2 separate regions of the Homo sapiens genome follow, and region 2 is linked to region 1. The links are chromatin contacts, found by Hi-C or POLR2A ChIA-PET in ENCODE. All regions are on one chromosome and are shown on one strand. The core of a region is the stretch at or near the end of the contact, and the rest is flanking DNA. Distances in the headings are between cores, read along the strand shown. Region 1 has its middle 42 kb from the start of MED13L. Region 2 has its middle 46 kb from the start of MIR4472-2.

Evidence for each region. A loop is a pair of places that touch in the nucleus more often than their neighbours do. ChIA-PET counts read pairs that join two places held with the same protein, here RNA polymerase II (POLR2A). Pooled maps may share reads with other maps.
Region 2: a map of tibial artery shows a loop between it and region 1 (2.0-fold over the local background). The contact joins two enhancer-like sites. A Hi-C loop is called at or near these places in 7 of 168 maps with a recorded cell type or tissue (PC-3, aorta, ascending aorta and 3 more) and 10 of 50 pooled maps. POLR2A ChIA-PET finds 5 or more read pairs at or near these places in 9 of 52 experiments (A549, BJ, HEK293 and 5 more).

What each region holds. Positions count from the first base shown.
Region 1 is chr12:116,317,906-116,321,764 of GRCh38, forward strand. No RefSeq gene overlaps it. Among named protein-coding and RNA genes, the nearest start is that of MED13L, 42 kb to the left of the region's middle. Within about 2 kb of position 2,391, at least 18 of the 41 ENCODE cell types and tissues checked have a DNase peak (open chromatin) inside an H3K27ac peak, as active enhancers do; they include PC-3, ascending aorta and tibial artery, where a contact is called at or near this core.
Region 2 is chr12:116,380,825-116,384,735 of GRCh38, forward strand. No RefSeq gene overlaps it. Among named protein-coding and RNA genes, the nearest start is that of MIR4472-2, 46 kb to the right of the region's middle. RefSeq lists an enhancer at 2,085-2,761. Within about 2 kb of position 2,552, at least 8 of the 41 ENCODE cell types and tissues checked have a DNase peak (open chromatin) inside an H3K27ac peak, as active enhancers do; they include PC-3, ascending aorta and tibial artery, where a contact is called at or near this core.

The sequences.
Region 1 (3,859 bases), core at 1,141-3,640:
GGCTGGTCTCGAACTCCTGACCTCAAGTGATCCGCCTGCCTTGGCCTCCCAAAGTGCTGGGATTATAGGCGTGAGCCACTGCACCCAGCCAACTAGACAGACTTGTGTTCAAATTCCAGCTTCCCCTTGAATAGCTGTGAAATCTTGGACAAGTTACTCAACCTCTCTGAGCCTCAGGTTCTTCGTATGGGAAACAGGGGTAGTGCTTTGCCTACCTCGGGAGATAGGGGGATGATTCATTAGCTATGCCTGGTATGTACCTGGCATGCAGAAATTGTTTCATGAACGTCTGCTGTGATGGCAAACCTTTCGGGTAGATCCATCTAGTTTCTCACGCGTGCGGCAAGCGGCTGCCGTGTTTACCGACCGTCCTGTGACTGTGGGGACTGGCAAAGCTAAATGGCCTGAGTGGGTTGAACTGTGGCCGCACCTGGTTAGCACCGTTCTTTTTCTTCTTCTGAAGGAAAGGCGTGGCTGTTCCGAGGTGCCTTGTGAAATAGCCAGCCGTCCTGGGCTGCCCTTTCACTGTTCCTGCTGAAGCCAAAGGTGCCAGAAAAGCCTAGACATTGAGCTCCGCGCTCCCCAGTCGTGACTCTGTGTCTACGACGAACTTTCTAAAGGCAGTGGCTTATAAACGAGCAGTACTGACTCCATGGCGGTTCCATCTACTTCCCGAGTGTGTCTGTGTTCAGAGCGCTCCGCCATCCACAACCTTCCTACTGACTGGTTAGAAGGAGTACCTCCTTTCCACTCACTTAAAAGGACATTTTTCCAATGAGAGCAGGTCATATTTCAGACTGCATTGCCAAGGTACCAGGAGCCAGTAAAAGGGGGCATTTAAAACGGTATTTATCTTGACTGGCAAAACAGGTCATGGCTGTAAAAGAAACAGCTCTGGAGAAGGAGGCAGCCTCGCCGACTCTGGGCTCCCTCTCCCTACCCCCCCTCCCCACACTGTTTAAAGCATTCTGGAGCCGCTGCCAACTTTCCTGGCAAAGCTCTTATTTCTTTACATGTATGTTGCATTCCATCTGTTTAATGTGCGTTCTGTGCCATTCACGGATTTTGGCAAGGTCTGGCGAGGTGGCATGGCACGCTCAGGCTTGTGCTAAGCCAAACAGGGCATGGGGGAGAGAGGGACTGGAGGCCGACGAAGGAGTCCCGCTTCTCCCTCTGGCTCGGGGAGGCCTGGAGTTGCAAAGACGGAATAGGAATTGCATAGCAGTTTTCCTCCAGACGTGATTGAATCGTGCGTGTGCCACTGTTGCATTTCACCCTCCACAGAGGGGTTTCGGGGTGCGGTTTTGCAGTTTCTGAAACACAGCCAGAAAAATCGAAATGATGAAGAAAGGTAACAGTAGGGAAACCCACTCGTACTCATGGATCTGGGGTTTCCCTAGAAACACTGCAAGGCCCGGAAGGCCAGAAAATGCTAACACCTGGATCCGATAGTCCCGACGCCTAAAGAAAAATTGATCTCAATCTTTGCATTATTCTCAACAACCATTAAGTACTTGGTTGGTGAAGCGGAGGCAACGTGCTGTGATTTGGATCCAATTTCATCCACTTGGAAGACAGGAAAGCCAGGTTTTATCCACTGCCAAAACATCTGGTGAATTCAGTTAAAAAAAAAAAAAAGCACCAGTTTGGTGGGGGAGAAAACAAAACCCTCTAGAAACAGTTGTTGGGTATTGGGCGACCAAAATCATTCTGTTGATTGACACCCAATGTTCACTTTTCCGTTGGTTGCTGGTTGAGTAGAGCTTTTCAGAATGGGGAAAGCAAGACTTAGGCGAGAGAAAGGCAGATGACGGGGTTAAAAACATGAACGTTCACACTTTAAGAAAAAGTTAAGTGCACATTTCTTGAGTCCAGCCAAGAAAATGAACAGAATCTCCCTGTTAAGAAGTGGAGTTACTCACCTGATTGAAGAGAGATGACACGGCACAGGGGAAAAAAAAAAAAAAGGTACAGGCTCCTAATAAGAAACAGCCGCATGTGGGATAAAATTAGTGCAAGTTGTATAATCCCAGTTGGCCAGTTGTAAGAACAGGGAGGAGAAAGGAGCAGGGGGAACATGTTTCAGATGTGATTCAAGAGGTCCTGGAGCCCGTCCTGACCCTCTGGGTTGGAATTTCTGACTCTCTTCTCTGCCTTGACTCAGAATAGGAAACCGAATCCTGACCGCGCGTTTCTTTTTATAGAATTAAACTTTCTTGCCAACTTCCTCCAGAGCACAAGATTACCCCTCATCGTCTCTAAACAATACGCCAATCATCAGATGGAAGTGAGGGGGTGCACTGTCCTATTTGCACCAAACATAACCCAGGCCCCCGAGCAGAAGACAAACAACAGGAACAGAGTTTGGCTTTTGTACTGGGCCTGGTAAATACAACATGTTCTTACAGGTTGGAAAACCGTCTGGTTCCTCTTTGTACTTTCCCACTTTCTCCCACTTCTTCTAACTTGAATCTCATCGTTCTGCTTCGACATTGGCCAAGTTCACATTTGCCAGTTGCCGAGTGGATAATGGATGGTTTGTAAGATGAGTCGTATGCTAGGGAGACAGGCAGCTGAATGTATACTGTCTGTGTGAGCAAATGACTTCTTTTGAACCTGAATCCCCACCCGGCCCCATAGGCCATCCATGTGCTGATAGACATTGAAGAAGATGACAACAGAATGACTTAATGCCCATTCATTCAGTCGTCATATTTGTGCTGGCGAGGGAAACCTGCAGAAGCTCCCTTGCCCTGATAATCAGTTAGGAGGGGTCAGTCCTTGTGTGTAAGGTATGCTGGTGCTTGGAAGCCCAAAGGGGACATTAATAGAATGCAAAGTGTTTGGTAGTCCCTCATTAAAAATGGATTTTGTTTTCAGTGCTTTGAGGATGGGAATAGTGAAGTTGGAAACTGTGCTTGTAATTGGGAGCAGGTCTCCTGCCAGATTCTAACAGCTTTAAGGGATATCCAGTTTTGGGTTTACAGTACTACATTCTGGCTCATTGAAATTGCATCTAAACGTTGCCAGAATGTGTCATAAACTACAAAATCTGTACAAAAATATATTGACATAATGACTCTGTAGCCTTAAGTCAGAGGGGTGGGGGAGCCATGTGGCCCCATCAGCATTGTTCTTGCTCTGTCTCACAGCAGACTTGGGTCACCTGGGACAATTACCATTCATGGGATTCCGACCCTGGTCTGACCAGTTCTCTCAGCTGCTTAGAACAGCCTCACCCTGTCCCATGGTCACAAATAGCATCCCTGCCTGTGCCACACCAGATAAGGGGCTGGGGATCAAGCCCAGCAGAACCGTTCCCACTTGTTCCTAGAATAAAGTCCCTCATGTCCTGCTGGCCTCACCATTCTCAGTTCTGATCACTCTTCGCTCGCTGAACTCCAGACACAAAGCATCTTCTTTTTTTTTTAGACAGAGTCTCGATCAGTTGCCCAGGCTGGAGTGCAGTGGTGCAATCTTGGCTCAGCAACCTCTGCCTCCCATGCTCAAGTGATTCTCTTGCCTCAGCCTCCCCAGTAGCTGGGACTATAGGTGCCCACCACCACACCCGGCTAATTTTTGTATTTTTAGTAGAGATGGGGTTTCATCATGTTGGCCAGGCTGGTCTCGAACTCCTGACCTCAAATGATCCACCCGCCTCGACCTCCCAAAGTGCTGGGATTATAGGCGTGAGCCACCATGCCTGGCCAACTCTGCATTTCTAACAAGTTCCCAGGGGATGCTGATGCTGCCGGTCCATGGACCACGCTCTGAGTAGCCACGGTACCAACCTTTCTCAATCAGAGTTCCATGATAAAATAAAGCCTGACTGAAAATGAATTGAGCCACTACTCTCTCT
Region 2 (3,911 bases), core at 1,302-3,801, 63 kb after region 1:
ACAGAGAGAGAGAGAGAGAAAGAGAGAAAGAGAGAAAGAAAGAAAGAAGAAAGAAAGAAAAGAAAAGAAAAGAAAAGAAAAGAAAAGAAAAGAAAAGAAAAGAAAAGAAAAGAAAGAAAGGAAAAAGAAAATTACAGCCCATGGGCTGGCTGTTTTTGTCAATAAAGTTTTATTGGAAACAGCCATGTGCATTCATTTATGGTAATCCATGGCTATTTCCACACTACAGCAAGAAAGTTGAATAGTTGCCACAGAGACTGTAATGCCTCGCAAAGATATTTACTATTTGGCCCTTTGCAGAAAAAGTGTACCAACCCCTGTAAATCAAGACGAAGAGCGGAGGTTCAGAGGAGCTTCAGCAACCTGCCCTAGTTTTCTCAGTGAGCCAAGGAAGGCCTGGGGCTCAAATCTGAAACCCCAGATCTTAGGGCAGGTTTCTACGCCCTGGACTCCATCCTTGCTTTCTCCCAGGGCTCCCTTTCTACGCCCCAAACTCCATCCTTGCTTTCTCCCAGGGCTGCCTTCCACGGAGGTTCCCGGTGCTCTGCATTACACCCCACAGGTGGCTCTTGCCTGGCTTTGGGGGGCTCAGGGCAGCAGCCAGCTGGAGACTTCAAGTACAGGCACTTAAGGCACGGTGGGACCAGAGAAAAGAAAGTTGGCTGGAGAAGTTTTGTTTATTTGTTTGTTTTCATTTTTTGAAGGCTGGAAGTGCATTTGCTAAAGAACCTCACTTCTACCGATCTCATTTTCCACGCACTTACAAACGGACCAGAGGTTGCAAAAGTGAGTCTCTCCTCGCTTCTACCGATCTCATTTTCCACGCACTTACAAACGGACCAGTGGTTGCAAAAGTGAGTCTCTCCTCGCTGAACTGCTCTGTTGTTTCCAGTTTCTGAGGGGCCATCTCGGGCAAGGCTTGGATGGGGCAGGGCCTTCTCTAGGTCTTGGGACCGCCCCTCATTGCAGGAGACAAAACTTCCCACATCCCACATCCAGGCTTCTCTGATGTCCCCTCCCCCGCACCCAACCCGCACCCATCTTCCCTGTTTCAACCCTCCAACTCCCCTCTCCCCAGCATCTCCAGGGGTCTGCGTTCTCCTTCCCAGCCCTGGGAGCTTTATTTCAAGCTGAGATACAATGACACATCATGTTCCTTTTCTCTTTCCTTCTTCTTTTTAATAAAGCTGTTTTGTGTCTCCACACCACCCCCCTTCTGCATTCCTTGCATCTTAGTCTTCCCGTCCCCCTCCTGTAGGAAATGTCTAGGATTCTCTCACTGGGGTGTAATGGTTAAATTGCTACCAGCTGATTAAACAGCAGCAGTCGAAGCTGTAATCCTCAGCGTTCAGGAACCTGGGAAGGCAGGGACGAGTGCCCTGACCGCTTAGCCCCTGCTGACCCCCCTGCCAGGCGCCCGCCCAGTTTCACCCCTTTCATTTGTCCCGGGTTGCTTAATAGAATCTGCTGGGAAGGGGCGAGGGGCTGAGAAGGAAGAGGAAGGAGGAGGGAAGAGGGAACAGGCAAGAGGGGAGGAGGAGAGGGTCCCTCCACCAGCTCTGGTTCAACCTCCAAGGAATGTTGCTCCCACCCCTGTCCCTTTCCTGCCCCCCTGTAAAACCACACACACACACACACACACACTCTCACACACGCACATACTCACATTAGCGTACACACTCACATGTTCACACACTTACAGATACTTGCATATACTCACAGCCACACACACACACCCACATGCTCCCTTGTTCATACACACAGCCACGCACACACTTTCTCAAACTCATACATACAGACACACATACACACTCATGCTCACACACAGTCACATATGCATAAACGCATGATCACACACACACAGCCACACACATTCACACACTTTGATACCCCCCAGAGCCAGTCTCTTTCTCATTCTCTGCAGAATGAAGACCACATGAAGGAGAAATCCCACCTGCCCTGCTGCTCCTCCTGGGAAAGCTTCCTCCCCGCACCTGCCCCCCATATAGGGAAGGGTCAGAAAGATGGGAACTGTGAGATCAGAGACCGGTCTGGGAAGCGGGAAAGTGCAGGCTTTGGGTGCAGGCAGCCAGCTGCAGGATCCTGGAGTCAGGACTTCCTTTCTTCCTGCCTCTCTGAGGATCGAGTGGGAAAAACACCCAGCCCAGTCAGGCAGGCACAAAACATGTGTTACCTCGATGATCTGTGCTGGGTGCTGGGGTGCAGTGCAGCTGGCATAGCCTTCTGCACCCTTGAAAGCAACGTGTCCCTTGGGCTCCTTGATGGACACTTCCCACCCTTGGCTCTTCACCTGCAAACTGACCTGTGACCATCATATGAGACCCTGGGTGTGCAAAGGTGTGGCCACAACTTAGCACATGCCAGGGTCCCACGACGATGGTTTTCCTGTATGATTAACGTTGCTGTCGATTCAGGCTCTGGACTAAGAATAGCAGGGGGCAGCCAGCCTCCTTGGGAAAGTTTATTTCCGTGGAAAGTATAGTTCAGATGAGTGAGGATCTGGCCTCGATTCATCCTCCCTCCCTCACACTTAGTCAGAAACCAGGGAAGGGCCTACTGGATGGAGGGGGAATTGGCTCACAAGCACTGGAAGTTTGCCACTGCTCCAAGTACGCTGCTCTCTGAAGCAACCTTTCTCTTTCCCCTGGGAGAAAAAAGCCTCCAAGCAGGGTGTAGGAGAGGGCAGAGGGAATGGCTGCCGAGGGCCCTAGGCCAGCCTTATTTCTGTGCAGCGGGTTGAATGGTGTCTCCCATTCATGTCCACCTGGAAACTCAGAATGTGACCTTTTTTGGAAACAGGGTCTTTGCAAATATCATTCAGGTAAGAATGAAGATGACATCATACTGGGTTAAGGTGAGCCTTTTTCTTTTCTTTTCTTTTCTTTTCTTTCTTCTTTCTTTCTTTTTTTTTTTTTTTGAAACAGAGTCTCACTCTGTCACCCAGGCTGGAGTGCAGTGGCGTGATCTCGACTCACTGCAACCTCCGTTTACCAGGTTCAAGTGATTCTCCTGCCTTAGCCTCCAGAGTAGCTGGGATTACAGGTGCCCACCACCACGCCCAGCTAATTTTTGTATTTTTAGTAGAGATGGGGTTTCACCATGTTGGCCAGGCTGGTCTTGAACTCCTGGCCTCAAGCGATCCTCTGGCCTCAGCCTCCCAAAATGCTGGGATTACAGGAATGAGCCACCATGCCCAGACCAAGGCGAGCCTTAAATCCAGTGTGAGTGTCCTAAAGAAAGCTAGAGAAGGACCTAGAGACTGTGAGGATAGAGGTCGACATTGGAGTGATGCAGCCGCGAGCTAAGGAACTCCAGGAGCCACCAGAAGCTGGAAGGATACTGGAAGTGACATTTTGATTTTGGACTTCTGGCCTCCAGAACTGGGAGAGTAACACATTTCTGTTGTTTTCAGCCATGCAGTGTGCGGTAATTTGTTACAGTAGCCACAAGAAACTAATATGCTTTGCAAAGCATGTGTCAATGATCCCATTTTACAGATAGGAAAACCAAGGCACAGCGAGGGAAAATTTGCCTAAAAATCACACAGTTGGTTGGAAGTGAAGCCAGGATTCCAGCCCAGGTCTGTGTGATTCCAGCACCTGGACCCTGGACCACCGAGTTCACAGAGAAGGGACATTTCTGCAGGGGAGAGCTGTGGTCAAAGAGAGGAATAAAGGCAAGTGTTGGCTTCCTCAGAAAGCGGCAAACAGACCGGCAAGGAAGCTGTGGCAAGGGGTCTGGGAGATGGGACCCACTGTCTCAGACATCTTCCCCTAGGCTTAGAGTCCACATCAGGGAAGGGTTGCTGAGAATTCCACTGGAGTGTCTCCCAACCCCTCCCCCACCCCTCAATCTGGAGAGCCAGGTGGTTATGAGACAAAGAAGCAAAG